2 separate regions of the Mus musculus genome follow, and region 1 is linked to region 2. The links are chromatin loops, found by intact Hi-C in ENCODE. Cell type or tissue: left cerebral cortex. All regions are shown on one strand.

Region 1 (8,000 bases), 68 kb before region 2:
TGACACTAACCGATGACCAGACGGTGAGCGTATTCATATTCAAAGTAGCTCCGTGGGACTTGTTTCTAGGATATTCTGATGTTTGAGGGAGTCCCATCTGCTAATTTATGAATGAAAGCTCTCATGCTGGTGAACTCTGTAGCCAAGGATGGCCTCCCACTGCCCCACACCTGGCTCCTTTGAGCATCCCACCCCACTCTGCTGGCTCACATCACACACACCACACACAATTCATTCTAGCTTTGAAATGTTTTATTTTTTTGAGTTATTGGAATTCAACTTTGTGGAAATTTTAATCAAGTAGTACATTTTAAAATTAACCCCAAAGGCGTTAAGTACCACTCAATAGGAAAACATACAAGTAGTTTTCTATTCGGATTTACAAAAGCATTATTTATTAGTAACAAAAATATAGAAGGGGTTAAGTTTTTCCTTTGACCCAAAGATTTTATTTTTAAAATACCATTTATCAACATCCTACTATAGATACTTCAAGTGACAACAGAAAAGTGGCAGTAACCAAGACTCTTTTGGCCGAATCAGTCTGCCATCTGGGCGCTGGCTACCTGGGCATTTCAGACCCTGCTGGGGTTTTGTTTACCTGTGTGCAGACAGCTTCATTTGTATGATGTATTTTTCAGCTTTATACGTGAAACTCTTAGGAGCAACAGCACGTTCGACGTAACTGTTAGTGTGACTAAAGCCATCTGCTCACCTAAGGCTATGGAAGCCAAAGCTCTGCCCTTGTGGGCTCCCTGCAGCCCACACATCTCTCTGAGGTGCTCCCAGGGCACTCACCACAGCCACCAGGATCCTCCAGAGGCAAGCAGCATCTCAGATTACAAGAGCACCTCAGGGGGCAGCATCGGGTTCTAAGGCCAACTCCCCATCCTAAACCCTCAGAAAGACAGGAGGGCCATACCCGAGTTCTCAGCTCTGCCAAGACAAGTCAGGAGCATCCGCCCCACTTCACTCGGCAGTGGAGGGGTCACACATGCTCCCTGTGGTAGTGCTGGAATTTGAAATCTCCATGTGTATGGTCACCTTGAGTGGAGAAGAAACAGTTCAACCTGCTTTTATTTGAACTGCTGTATGTATATGGGCTGTTTTATAAACTATCTCCTTCTTAGGCCGAGACTGCAGAAACCTGAGGAACTCTTAGATATAGCAATGACTTCACAGCTCTGTGCCCGCCACTAAGAACCGGTGACACTGCAAAAGTTACTTAGAGCACAAAGGTCTGGTGGCCCAGAGTTCATAAACGTTACAGTCACAGAAGAAACCAATAACGTGACCTTTGAGGGTTTCAGAATTGAATATATTGATAAATTAATATTACCTGTGGCTGATTTTAGACCTTTTTAAGTTAGGTAGAAAATACAGTGGTGCAAAGTAAAAACCAAATGTGTAACAAATGCTCCCATAAAAAATGGATAAAACAAAACACATAAACTTCTGTTACAAATATTAAGGAAGGGGCTGGGGTTTAGCTCAGTGGTAGAGCACTTACCTGGGTTCAGTCCTCAGCTCCAGGAGAGGGAGAGGGAGGGGGACGGGGAGACAAGCTAACAAATATTAAGGAAACGGCAGCCATCACCAGACACTGTTTTAAAGAGACAGACCACACACCTTTTTACCATGCATTTAGTGGCTACAAATAAAGCTACAATGTTCTATAAGGAATGAATTTTCTGCCAATGCCATTAAAAGGGTCAACTAATTTATTTGCCAACAAATTTACTTTGTGTAAAAACTGAGGAGTCTGTGTTTGAAGAGGAAAAAAATCACGTCTCACAGCAGGCACCACTGTGTGGATCCAAGTCCCCCACCTTACCCTGCACCAGGGGCGCTAACAGCTGACCACACAGATGATCCTGCCTGCTTGGGATGCCAATGGGAAAAGCAAGCATGTGGACCACCATGGAGGGAGGGCGCTCAGCGACCTCTGCTCGCAACAGGAACCTGTGCTGGGCAGGATGGGTGGTACGCCAAGGGTAAACTTTAAAGAAAAAAAAGACAAGAGAAATATAGGAACTATTTATATATTTTAGTAAAAAAAAGAAAAAAAAAGAAAGGAAAAGCACACGTTCCAAGAAATATCACTTTTATATATTTTGAAGTACATGAAAACCAGGACTGTGGAAACGGGTTATTGATATTTTCTAAGTAAAATGACTGATTAAGGATAATGAGTTTTTAGTAGAACTCATGATATTATCTCTTTGGCAGGCAGGCTGGTGCCCAGCTCACACGTTTCCCCTTCTTTCCCATACCGGGTCTTTACAGGCGCTTCTTACCGATCGTTCCTGATAAGGTCCACGTACACCAAAGGCCACAGAAAAACTTAAGCAATAATGGTAAATGCTATACTAAGAGTGTAAACAAAAGGATGCCTTAGAGTTGCAGGGCTTCAGAAAATCTGTGATCAGGACCAAAGACCATCACTCTGCAAAGATGGTCCCCTTCAGCTTGGAAGTTCAGAGTTTGGTCTCAGGTCAGCAGCCAGAAGCTGGTGTGCACGCGCTCCACAGGGCCTTCTGAGTGGCTGCAGGCTGCTGTGTGTACCGGGCACATTGCTTACAGTGGCTATGGAGAAGGCTCTGGGAGAATCCCAGGAGGGACAGGCCCGAGCAGTCAGACATTTACATTCCTTTCATCTACCTGTCGGAGAGGAAACTGCCTCTACAAGATGTCATAAATACAAATTTGAATAGGAAAGTAGTGTAAAAATTAGCGGTAGTGTTTGGCACACTTGGGTCCAAGTTCTTTCTGTAAAGTATGTCCGGACGCCTCAGGTGAGACCAGAAACATACGCAATGGTTGTACGAGCGAGCGAACTGACTAGAATCTGCATCCCCTTTCCCAGGGCACAGGCCTACTGCCTGAGCCAGGAGTCTGCATGCACACCCCCACAGTCCGCACATCACGGATATTGCACGAGTACCTCTGACAACACACACACCAGGGCAGTCTGACATAGTCCGGGTTTCCCTTCCATATGTTCTTTAAGCATTCAGACTGAACATTCCAGAAAAGCTCGACGCCCAGTGTCAGAACAATGCTTGCCATCCCTCATGGTCCATCAGGGTAAAATGGTTACCGATGTAGTTAGTCATGTTGTTTTTGTCTTCAGAATTTAAAATTCAGCAAAACCTGTTTTTGACATTTCCACTGGTGTCCGTTCAAAAACAGGAGAAGCCTCGTCTAAGGTAAAAAACTAGAGTGAGTCCACAGAGCAGTAATTCTCCAGCAGAGGGCGCCATCTACATTCTGAGGAGCACAGCAGAGCAGCGTTACAATGTCAGCTTTCAGAGCGTGGTGAGAGGCCCACGACACACGCAGGACAGCCCGCACACAGTGCCGTTAACTGCACGGTGCAATTCAGCTTTGTCCTCCATGAAACAGTTTAGGGTACACTACAGCTGCTGAAAGGGTTTCTGGTTCTCTTGGTCCTTTGTTTGTTAGGTCTAAGGTTGATGACATCGCCACCATTAAGGGAACTTGAATTCTGGCCCAAGTGACTTCTGACCGATGCATTAAAGACACCTGTGTAAATGAGGGAAAGCACAGTGACTGATCCGCCTCCACGTCACCTGTCATGTGTTATCATTGATAGTAAAGTGGGACAGAGAAGCCAGTACCTCTGTTGTTTCTGTTTCTGTTTCTTACTGCACTAGAACAGAGCGCTCCTAAGCAGGAAGGTCAGCATCCTATCACGCAGTGCTGCTATACTGACTGCTGCTAACCATCTCCAGGAACTCTGCACCCTGAGGCTAAAACCCCAGACACCAGAGACCAGTGGGTGAGAGGGGAAGCTATCATAGCTGCACCTTGACATGTACTGTGTGCACAATAGCACTGCTAACTCATGAACTACCGAGCATCAAGATACACAAAACCTTGCACCATCAAGGAAACAGACGCTAGGCCAGTCATTGCCGGTGGGAAGCTGTGGTCTAACAGGTGATGCGCAGTATACTGGCAAGTGGTGCCATACAACAGTGTATCATCTTGCTCTGGTTTCTGGAGACAAGGTCCTCTTGTGCAGCTTAGTCTCATCTTGCTGTCAGCATGCCTAAGCAAAACGTACCCGTGAGGGACCACAGACCCAGAGGATGGTCAAAGGCAGCTCTAACCGCACAGCTCCTAAGAGAGGAAGGAGTGCGTACAAAAGGTGGGAGTGCACCCTCACTGTGCCCGCCTAGTGTGTCCAGCGAGCCTCTGAGGCCAAGACAGCATCGAACAACATCAGTAACAAATCCCCTTTTAAAGAGAGAGCTGATAGTCACCGAGCTCAGTAATCATGACTTAACCCAGAGTTCTTACAGAAATGAGCCGGTTACACAATAGGTGCAGCAACAGTAAATGGAGGGCCGGGTCAATGCAACGCACAGGCTGGGTTCTTACCACGCACTTACCAATCTTGTTACTACTTGAGTGTGTCTGTTCTGGATCTTCGGTTATTTGTTGTTTGAGTTTTTGTAGGTGTTTCTCAGCCAAATATTTAAAAACTAGAAAACACACACACAGTCAGTATGACTATGCAAGTAAGTCTATTTTCAGATTGCAATATTTATACTTTCTAAATTAATTTTAAATTACATTAGATGAAAAGAATACGATTTAGTTAAAATTCAGCTTTTAGAAATTATTTGAGTGCTGGAGAGATGGCTCAGTGGTTAAGAGCACTGACTGCTCTTACGAAGGTCCTGAGTTCAAGTCCCAGCAACCACATGGTGGCTCACAACCACCCATAATGAGATCTGATGCCTGACGCCCTCTTCTGGTGTGTCTGAAGACAGATGCAGTATACATACATATAATAAGTAAATATTAAAAAACAAAAAAAAAGGAAGAAATTATTTGAGCAGTCCCTGAGAAGTGCAGTGCAGTGGAGTGCCCAGTGGAGGAACATCGAGTGCACTGTACAGGCCACCCCACCCCCACCCCCCACCCCCCCGCCTCTGCTGTCTGTGAAGCAGAATTATGCTGAACACATGGCCACACTACCCTGACCCAGCCTCTTGCTTTGGAGACAAGGCCCAAGCTGGCCTGAACTGCCGCCTGTACTTCCTAAGTGCTAGGACTATGGGCATGCACCCAGCACACCCTGCTTCCCTGCTTCAGTAGTTCAGTCTTGAAAGACACGTTCGCTTTCTTCAGATGAAGAAAGTGCACAGAATAACCCTAACGACCATGCAGCTGCAATCTAAACATGAAGATTCCGGACTGAGGGAATCTTCAACACTGTCGTCAATCACACCTTCTCTGTTTTTGTCTTATTCACAGGGTTTCTCTGGCTGTCCTGGAACTCACTCTGTAGACCAGGCTGGCCTCGAACTCAAGATTCACTTGCCTCTGCCTCCCAAGTGCTGGGATCAAAGGCGTGCGCCACCACCTTTTGGCTAACTTTACTTTCTTAAACTAGAAAACAGTGAAGAGATGTTACTGCCTGGAGGAATTTCTACTATGGAACAATAATAAAACAATTTGGTAACTTCTAGAAGTTATGCATGAGGAATATGTAGATTATATATATGTCTTTCAGTCAGTTATGCCAGTGTGCACCGGCATGGGGAAGGTGGGGAACCACGGGTGGGCGCCCCTTCCCTCTCTCCTCCCACTGGACTGCAGGGTTGGACACCTCCCTGCTGGTGCCTTGCTGGACGCAGCTTAGGGTTAAGAGCTTATGAAGCACAGGTTGGCAAAGAGGAGCCCGCTACAATCTCAGGAGAGGAAGTGGTAAATAACCACGATCATCACTCACTCATTAGGGAGCCCTGAACACAACACCTTCAAAGTTAATATGATGTGGCAGGAAGAAAATCTTGTCCTCAGCTTGTTTTGCAATCCAATTTCTACGCACGATGGAACTAGCACTTTGGAAACAACGCAGACTTGGGCTGCAGTACTTGCCTTCACTCACGTTGAGGTCCTCCTTCACGGACGTCCGGTAGAACCTCAGCTTTAGCCTTTTGGCCAGTCCCTCCGCTTCCTCACTGCACAGCAACCAAAAGCAAAGCAGGGAAGGCGCTGTTGAGAATTCTCCTAAGTTACCTTCCACTGGGTCTGAGTGACCCCGGAGGGGCAGAGTTGGGGTGGAGTCATGGGAGGGGGAGGGGGAATGGAGAGGTAATGGCAGTGTGGAAGGGTAATGGGAGCAGAGGGTGGAGGGGTGGCGGGTGGCGGGTGGAGGGGTGGCGGGTGGAGGGATGGCGGGTGGAGGGTGACGGGTGGCGGGTGGAGGGGTGGCGGGTGGCGGGTGGAGGGTGAAGGGGTGGCGGGTGGAGGGTGCAATGTGTTTTCAGAGGAAGCGTGACGTTGCTCCCCCTTAACTGAAATGGAAAGGAAGCTGAGTGGCCAGCACCTGAGCAGGCCCTTCCTCTGCACTGTCCTGTGGATAACCACCCATCATTTACAACAGTTGTGCACAAGTCAACAGTGTATCTACAAGTCACATAACAATTATACATTACTTTTCTCTAGAGAATATCTTAAATTGGGCCTGGGGCCACAGCTCAGTTGGTATGAGTGCCCGAATGACATCACAGGTAGACAGAAGGGTCACAGTTTCAAGGTAATCCTCAGTTACTCTGGGACCCAGACACTCAGGCTAAGAAGCTATTTATCTTTAACAGCATTTGAATCAGTGCACTGTAAGTTACTGATCTTCTTCTTCCTGCCAAAAGCCAAAGTGAGCACATTAGTGGCCACGCTGGGAACAGACTTTTATTTTCATGAGGACTGTAGATTTACGGGACTGTAGGTGACTCCCTGTGACCCCTAGACTCCTGATTTGCATTCCCTGGGTATCTCTCTCAACCCTGACACCAGGGCTGGCCTGTGGAGACATCAGAGAGGTCATCGAAGTCATTATGGTTCCTCTCGAGGCAATGGCTGCCATTTTGTAAGAATATGAAAACATCAAATAGCCCTAAAGAAGGCTGAGTGCGTGAGCCACCTCAGAGCAGACCCTCCTCCGGGCTTGCAGACAGGAAGATAGGCCCGGCATGTATGAGGCTGAGGCTGGAAGGCTCTGAGTTCACTTGGATAGGGAGTGAGCTTGTGCCCAGCCTGGGCCACAGAGCCAGACACACACTCTCAACAGGCAAGGCAAGAAAGAGTGAGAGAAAGAAAAGTTAGACAAGGGTTTAAAAGCTAGCAACTATTATTAACAAGGAAGGATAAATATGTACAGATAAAAAGCTAGATGGTTAAGGTCCACAAACGTTTAAGGGAATCCAGAGATGGCTCGATGGTTAAGATGACAGCTTGCCGCACAGCCATGCAGACCACTAGGCCAGCTCCAAGCATCCAGCTAAGGAATGGGCTTCGGTCTCATACACACCTCAGAGGCCACAGCTGTCGGGGTATGGAGCCAGGAGGGTCATGGGGGCTTGCTAATCACAAGCCTTGTTGGTTTTGTTTTTGTTTTTTTTTTTTTAAGGCTAGCAGTGGTCTCCATGTTGATGAGAAACCCTGCCTCAAATAACATCCTCCCCCTCCCTCTCTCCTGCACACTTAACTTTCTAAATTGAGCTAACACTTCTGAGAATTCAAAACTTGCTCAATGCTATCCATACAGAGATCCACTTCCTACAAACATTAAAACACCCAGAGAAGCTTTGCTCCCTTCCTTCCCCTTTTTTAATTTATTTTTTAAAAATTGGCCCTTCCTATGTAGCCCAGGCTGGCCCAGAACCTGGGTAGCCCTATCTCAGCCTCCAGGGGGCTGGAATCTAGTTGTGCACATGGGGTAGGAGAAGCATGTCAGTCCACCTACGGTCCCCTGCGGCAGCAGATTTTAAAGTCTGCCACAGAAAGACCTTCAGGACAAGTCAGGATGAGAAATGCTTTCATACAGATTTAAGCTAGGGGAGTAGGGCTATGGAGAACAGGAAAGAGAGACAGGCAGGCGGGCAAGAAGAGCGACATCTTACTTTTTGATGCATGAATCATCCAGCAGATCGATCTTGTTTTGCACCAGTGCGGTTGGTATA
Region 2 (8,000 bases):
CGCCCACAGTGACACACCTACTCCAACAAGGCCACAGCTCCTAATAGTGCCACTCCTAATAGTGCCCTGGGTCAAGCATACAAACCATCACACCCCCATTTTGAATGTGGTTTTGCTGTGCTGTTCCAAGTGGCTTCCAGACCTTAGGTGTAAGCCATCTCATTACATTAGTCTCCCAAATAGCAGAGAGTACAGGTGCCTGCCAACTGTGCCTGAAACATCATGCATTGTTTAAGGACTTCTTTGGGGGCGAAACAGTATAAAGACCATGTCTATATTTGTTCTGAAAGTTTTACTAGTTTGTCTCTCTTGAGTAGGTCTTCCACTAGCTGGAGTTGGTATCTGTGGGTAGTGAGAGATAGAGAATAAAACTGCTCTCCCACAGTCAGTCATTTGTCCTTGTGTCATTTGGAACTGTCCATCTTTGCTCCATTGACTTGAGCAGTGGATTTGTCACATGTAGGCTTATTTATAGGTGTGGGACTGCTTCTGGATTCTCTGTTCTGCTCAGTTAACTTGAATATTCCTGTTCCAATATCACAGGGTTGTAAGACTGTAACAATCTTCCCATTGGTACACGCTTCAAAGGTACAAAGATAAAATCCTTACTTTTCTTACTGTCGTTGCTTCGTAGTCACATGCTTATCCAGCCTTCCCCAGCCACTCAATCTAGAATTTCTAAGGCTCCTCCAAACACTATGCATACTCCTTCTCTGGTTGAATTGTTTATTGCTTGGCAGCTATTTATATTAATTCATAGGTTAGTTTGTTTATTTCGTTTCCCATTAGACCATAAAGTTCTAGAGGGTAGAGGTGTGTGGCTCTTCCGTCAGAAAACACTGCCTGGCACTTAGTAGGGCTCTCTGATGTTTCCAGAATAAAAGAAACCGTGCTTATATCTGGGAGGCCATTTCTTCCTCCCCGTAGTACCTCTTAAGGGAATGTTTCCTCTCCTGCTCTCTTGACCTTCACTGATGGAAGCCAAGGGAGAAAGAACGGGATGGTTGTTTCTAGACTTTTTCCATAGCCAAACTCTCGGAAATAGGAAATGAAGTCAGGAGGGTGGAGGGAGCAGAAGGTGGCCAAGTTTTTATGGGTCAGCCACTCTGCTGGAAAGACTTCTTTTCCTGTGACTCCATGTGAGCAGGGCTGGAAGGGCTGTGGTCACAGATGCTCTCTTGGTAAAGATCCTTAGCACATCCTCCCTTTAGGATAACATAACCCAAACTGGAAAAGAACAGGGATGCACTCTGACTTAACCAAATATGGCGACTAAACCCTCAACTGTGTAATGCACCACACAATAGTTCTGGGGCAACGACGTCAACTACGGGTGAATGCCAGCTGGGTTAGACGGTCTGCAGCTGGTATTGTCCAGCAGCGGCTCCGTGCTTGGTGCTCAGCAATGATTCATGGAAATTATGCTGCAAAAGGTGCTCTGTGCTTTATTCTGGGATAAACTGAGGAGCCGAGTCATTCCAGAAGGAATGCGTATACAGTTTTCAGATGAGTGCTCGAAGTTTCTTAGGTTAGAGTCACATTTGATTCAAACCATCTGTTTAATGTGAAGCCGAACCCAGCATCTTTCCAGGACTCATCAATCTCGTTTCATAAATAATTATTAAAGGCTCTTGGAATCCGGGAGCTGTGGTTACAGAAGTGGCACAGTCGTCCCTGCTTGTGACTGCTTATGGTTTAGCGAAAGTAAAATTGTGCTTGTGTATATATATATTTTTCCCTTTATGAAATCAGTGTCCATAGTTTGCTCAGTCTTTTTTGCCGGGGCCATTATATTAATCCATCATTGTTGATGAGATGGATGTATGAGAGCTCACTGACAGCATCTCTGAGATGTCCATATCATTGCTGGGACAGGGATGTCAACCTTCCAATTGCCTCTGGATACAGAAAACAATTTATATAGTGTGCAGTGACCTACCCTGATACTAGGAAATTACGACGCTGGCATAGCTGATAGACTCAGCCTATTTTCTTCTCTGAGATCAAATATAGGTTTTTAGGGGGATGGAAAGATGGCTCAAGCAGTCCTGAGCACTCTCTGCTCTTCCAGAGCCCTCAGGTTCCAATCCCAGCCCCCACCTGGTGAATTACAGCAGCCTGTAACTCGTCCCAGGGCATCTGATGCCCTCTTCTGGCCTCTGTTTGTCAATGCATTTAACACATAAATACTCAAAACCACCCCTACCAATATATATATACAAAAACAAAATAGATTTTTGGTATGTTGTAAAGGCAGCTATTCCATGGCATAATAAGATTTTTGTGTGGTTAAACATATTTTTTCTAGTTCTTTATGAATTAGTCATAAAATGACATTACTTATGTCATATTTTAACTTTGAAGGTAGGCGTTTAAGAGATTGTATTGAAAGGTCCAAACACCTTGGGGATAAGAATTTTCACTTCCCTGGGAAGCAAACCAAGCTCCTCAAAGGAAGCCACTGACAATGGGCCGTTGATCAGTGACAGCCCTGACTTAGGGAGGATAAGTCTCCAGCTGATTCCATTTCTGGGACACCTGGCCAGAGGAGATAACAAGGCCGCAGCCAAGCTGGTCTCTGAAACTCTTCATGGTTTCACTAAATATAATAGAACTAATATAGCAGCCAATCAGACTTGTCCTAATGGCACTGCTTTGACTCCTATCAATCACATTAGAGGTTACCTTACCCTTCTGGAAAATTCCCCTAGCCCTGCATCAAAGGGGGCTTATGAGCCCCTCAAGCCGTTGACATTTGGATGAATGGTTGACCATTCATGCCATGCTGTTTGCTGGCAGTTTCTGCAGAATAAGCACCTTTGCATGCCATTTGAGTCTAGGGTCTCTCTTTAGCAATTCTTGGACCCTAATAGTATAAAGGGGTACATGAAGAGAAATCAAAGTGGCTGTCAAAAAAAAAAAAAAAGCTTAAAATCAAATAGCCAGGGAATTCTTAACAAGCCTTAAATCATTTGAAACTACAAAATTGGCTGACTCATAGGTGCATTTTTTTAAAGAAGACAATATTTTTTAGTGGTTCATGTTTGGAAAAGTCTGTGGTAGAGGGTTATAAACATAAAAATAAATCGGGCACAGTGGCACGTGCCTTAAATCCTAGCACTGGTGAGGCAGAAGCAGCTCTTTGTCAGTTCAAGGTCAGCCAGATCTACACGTGCCATTTCAGACCAGCCTGGCTTACATAGTGAGACCTTGTTTTATAATCAGAGTGTGGAGAAAATAATGGCACCATATGGGGATCATAAGGAATGAGGGTGGGACTTCAAGGGAACGACATATGTGGCAACAGTGAGCTCTTTTATTGTGAAATATTTGCCAATTTTGCAAGGAAAAAATTTCATTGCCGACAGTAGTAATAAACATTTTCATACTTTTATGAGCTAATTGTTCAGTTCCTGTTAACATTTTCTCTAATAAACTCATACTCTTTCTGACTGAAAAATAATTCTGGGGACTTTTTTAGCTGCACAATTTAATGTTTTTTTTGTTGTTGTTTTGTTTTGTTTTGTTAGCTGCACAATTTAATGTTTTTTTTTTTTTTTTTTTGTTTTGTTTGTTTTTTTTTGTTTTTTTTCGAGACAGGGTTTCTCTGTGTAGCCCTAGCTGTCCTGGAACTCACTCAGTAGACCAGGCTGGTCTTGAACACAGAAATCCGCCTGCCTCAGCCTCTCAAGTGGTGGGATTATAGGCGTGCGCCACCACGCCCAGCTTTATGTTTTTATATATTCAGATATTTAGTTTTGTTTTCTTTTTATTCTTTGTGATTTCACTTAAATTTCCATGGTGTCCTCATTCTAATCACGGTATCTCTCCTTCTGTGCTTCAGCCCCCCCCCCCCCCCACACACACACACAAGGCAGTTAATATATTTTAGGAGTGTCTATGGATTTGGTGATGATAATTGTATATAGGCCACAGAGGAGAAGTGAGTACCCTACTGTCATACGAAAGAAATCAGGCCAGTGAGGTTGGCAGAATGGAGTCCCCTGTCAGGAATCCTTTGGAAGTCACCGTTCTTTTATGTGTAAATTGGGGCTAATTAACTAGAGTCTGTTTTGTGTGGCTTGAGAATAAAAATTGACAGATAAACAGGTTCCGTTTCAAGGGACAGCCGCCGATTTAGTCTATCTTAGGTGGGTACTTTGAGGCTTCAAAGTACTAGGATATACTATGCATTTCTAAACCCGACCACTCCCAGCCCCATCCCAGAGCTTGTGGGTGGCTTTTGTAGGGGGACACGCCGCCTCGAACACACTGTAGACCGCAGCGGCCGTCCAGGCTCTTAGGACGCCACCTAGCTGGCCTCGCTGTGGTCCCGGAGCGCTTTTTGCTAAGTCCTGCAGGTTCCTCCGCTCCCCGAAGTCTATGCTCGCTCGCGTGTTCCCTGGCGAGCATCGCGCGGGGACGAGCAAACCGACGTCATTCTTACAGCTCTTTTCTCGTCCGGAAGATGAAGGCAGCGTTGCTAACAACGAGGAGGGACAGTCCTTGTGTCGTGGGCAAAGCGGACACGGCGGCTCCTTCCCACCTCCTGGAATGACAGAGGGGAGGCCACCCCCGGTAAAGCGCCCGCAAGCTTCCGGAGCCTCAGTTACCCTGACTCTGGCTGCAGCGCGGGAATGTTTGCCGTTTGCACTGCAGCCCCAAGCCCAAAGGCGTCTCCGCGCAGAGAGGGCACCTGGGGTTCTGGAAAACAAAAACAAAAAACCCAACAAAATCTCCATCACTTGCATTCAAGATATCTTAGGGCGGGTGTTGCGGCTCAGCCTAAGCCCAGCACTTGTGGGAGGTTGAGGCAGGAGGATCGCCACCAATTCCAAGTTAGCCTGGGCTTCGGTGCGAGACATGGTCTCAAAAGAACTCACATCCGTCAACAAAACAAAAAACAAAACCAGCATCAAAAAGTCGGTCGGCGTGCAAAACGCTCCAGACGCGCACTACCTTCAGTCGCTACCGCGCCACACCGCGGTGGGCGGGGCGCCAGGGGGTGGGACCTCTGCGCATCACTTCCGCTTCCCGTTCCAAATGAACTCTCCCGCCACTGGGAGAGAGCGGCTGTCAGCGCGGGTGTTTCTTTCAGCCTGGCTGCTGGCTGGTTAAACAATCTACTGCGGCTTTATTTGGGACGGAGAGAAGCCGTGGAGTTGGAAGCTTGTGAGCTGACCTGGTGGGACCGAGTGACAGGTGGTGTCGGGTCGGAGGGAGGCTCCGGGTGGGATGGCGGGGAGGGCGGCCCGGGAAGGCGCTGGGGCCGGAAGGGAAGTTAAGGCACTTTTGACTATTCTGGAAAGGCTGGATTCCAGAGTTAGAAGTACGAGAAGTAAGCCTCTCATCTAGGTAGAATCTACTTTGCTTTACCTTGATTTCAGGAATTTAACACCCCCCTCCCCTCAAACCTCATCTTGTCTTGGGTTCGCACATGCCTGAGGGTGGCAGGCAGCAACACTTAGTGATCACTCTTTGGCTTACAAGGGCCACCGTCTACATATACCCCAGTTTGAGCCCTTCCCACATTCGCCCCTGTTATTACAGATGTGTATAGAAAATCTAGACAACACAGCAGGGTCTAGGAATAATCCCTTTAAAAAAGTCTGTGCATCCAATATTTTGTGTTTCCATAAATATTTACTCTATTGACTCAGCCTTTTTCCGTCATTTTAACATATATATTGCGTTGCCACCTAAGCACTATATATTGCAATATATACTATATAACATATATATATAATTTATATAATATATAATATAAATATATATTTATATAATTTATTTCACTGCTTTCAAAAGGTGGTCAAGATGCAGTTCTCAGGAAGGATCCGGAAGAAGCTGCGATTGGCGGGTGACCAGAGAAATGCTAGTTACCCTCACAGCCTTCAGTTTTACCTGCAGCCGCCTACTGAAAACATATCGTTGACGGAGTTTGAAAACTTGGCTTTTGACAGAGTTAAATGTAAGTGGCATTTAAAGTCCAATGTTTGTGTCCTTGAGAAGTGCAGTTATCACACGATGAATAAAGGCAGTTCCTCTTTGTTCAGCAGCCCATTCAACATCCGTTGGTGATTTGCTGTTGAAGGTTTGTCATTCACTTCTTCACTGTAGTATGCACATTGAGTACTCTGCTTCCAGGTGGCAGGGACTTTGTAATGAGTAATGCAATTAAGGTCTATGTTGAAACTGTATTTGCTATGTGGAGACAGACGTGTAGAGTTAAAATCATACATCAGATTACTTTCTGCTTTGATAGAAGTAAATATTAATGCCCCTGGAGTGTAAAAGTGAGAATAACTAGCTTAGTCTACTTAAGGAAGGTTTCCTAGAGAAGTTGGAATTTGGTCTGGTTTCTGAAGAAATGAGCAGACAGTAGGGATTTCCCAGCAGAAGCAGTGAAGGGCTTTTCCAAACTGTGATAATGGTCTCTACAAAGGCTTGCGGCTGTGAAAGAGAGCTATGCTTCCGGTGTGAGTAGTTGAGGGAGAGTGGAGACGTGTGGACATTTGAAGGCATATTATAATGCGCAGGACCGAGGTGTGAGAAGGATGCAGCCACTGAACTGGAGGCCTCTTATCCTTTGTGTGTGAGAGAAGAAATGAAGGAGCTAGCTATGAACTGAGACAAATACAAGCCCTCTTAGAGTTTATGTTCCAGAATATTCTTGCTGGAGTAATCAGGAGATGGGAAAACACTGTTCATTTTTCTTAGAGCAGCAAGATAAGAGCTGTCAACGCAGGAGAAAGCACTTATTACTGTCCAATGTAGTGAAGGCAAGAGGGGGGGAAGGGCACAGGAGGCTTAGCAGTGTCACATGTTTCCTAGTGGTTGAAACCCTTGGCTTCGTCGTGTCAGATGGAACCGCAAGGACCCCTAAACAGTGGTGGTGCTAGTGAAGGGCTTGAGAGATGCCAAGTAGGTGTCATGAAGAGTGGTTGGAGGTCAGGACTGAGGGAGCCGGTACGGCAAGAAGGCATGGGAAGTGGAGATGCATGTGGAACATGGTCGTGTTCTTAGGTGGCAGTGCAGAAGATTCATTTCTGGTGTTGAAGCATCATTCCTTGAAGGGATTTCTGTGAGGAAGGCTTGCACCTGGCATTAGGAACCTTTGAATATTCGTGACTTCTATTCAGGATGGCTCCTTCTGATGACCCGGTGCCTCTCACTGCTGGGTAGTCATCAGGAAAGGAAGGCTCTCTCTCTCTCTCTCTCTCTCTCTCTGCCTCCTCCTCCTCCTCCTCTTCCTCCTCCTTTTTATCTTATGATGTACTCAGTCAAGGTAGCTCCAGACTGCAAACCTTGTCTTCACACTGACAGGCAGGCTTTTTCACTTCTCAGCATTTGGTGGCTTGGTACATCAGGAAAGATCATCCACCATTTGTCCTTTCCCTTCCCTTCCCTTCCCTTCCCTTCCGTTCCCTTCCCTTCCCTTCCCTTCCCTTGTTGAGCATCTCTGGGATTAGAATATCATGCATTTTCTGCACATTGGTGCAGTTTATCAGTTTCCAAGCACAGTTCACGTGATGTACCTGCGGAAACAAAGTTGTTAATACTGTCAGATGTTCTAAGAAAAAATAATTAGAGAATTGCTTTCTGTAGGTTTTTATCTTTGATTTATTTATCTTTTGTCTTGGATTTAAACTTTTCTTCCTTTTAATCTTTTCCCCCTAGTGCTTAAAGCAATTGAGAACCTCGGTGTGAGCTATGTGAAAGGAACCGAACAATACCAGAGTAAATTGGAGGCCGAGATTCGAAAGCTCAAGTTTTCCTACAGAGTAAGTAACGGGAAGTCGGCGGCGGGAGAGCGCTCCCTTCAGTCTGTGTGCGTTTATATTGCTGAGTTATGGGGAGAGGCTTTTATAAAGATAAACATTCTGCTGAGCTGATTGACATGTAGTTAGATGATTGACATGTAGTTAGATGATTGACATGTAGTTAGATGATTGTAGTACAGCAGTTTCCCACCCTCAGGCCTGCTCTCCGCCTGGCCTGTT

Evidence for each region. Peaks named below come from ENCODE experiments on the same cell type or tissue, not always from the same donor. Only the 100,000 strongest peaks of a DNase experiment are listed, where the experiment ranks them.
Region 1: it touches region 2 in a loop (5-fold over the local background); 20 of 42 quality-filtered maps call a loop at or near these places.

The regions. Positions count from the first base shown.
Region 1 is chr1:33,734,799-33,742,798 of GRCm38, reverse strand. Rab23 (RAB23, member RAS oncogene family) reads right to left here. Exons shown (of 8, transcript NM_008999.4): 5 at 7,941-8,000; 6 at 5,917-5,999; 7 at 4,419-4,511; 8 at 235-3,546. The coding sequence ends at 3,407. Among named protein-coding and RNA genes, the nearest start is that of Rab23, 19 kb to the right of the region's middle. In left cerebral cortex, a CTCF peak has its summit at 3,249 (motif pointing right); a DNase peak (open chromatin) is centred at 3,260.
Region 2 is chr1:33,666,826-33,674,825 of GRCm38, reverse strand. Prim2 (DNA primase, p58 subunit) reads left to right here and starts at 5,032. Exons shown (of 14, transcript NM_008922.2): 1 at 5,032-5,202; 2 at 5,806-5,968; 3 at 7,678-7,781. The coding sequence starts at 5,815. It overlaps 1700001G17Rik (RIKEN cDNA 1700001G17 gene), which reads right to left and starts at 5,002. Exons shown (of 1, transcript NR_033199.2): 1 at 4,114-5,002. In left cerebral cortex, CTCF peaks have their summits at 2,157 (motif pointing left), 4,298 and 4,988; DNase peaks (open chromatin) are centred at 2,117, 4,438 and 5,011; H3K4me3 peaks cover 1,606 bases; H3K27ac peaks cover 926 bases.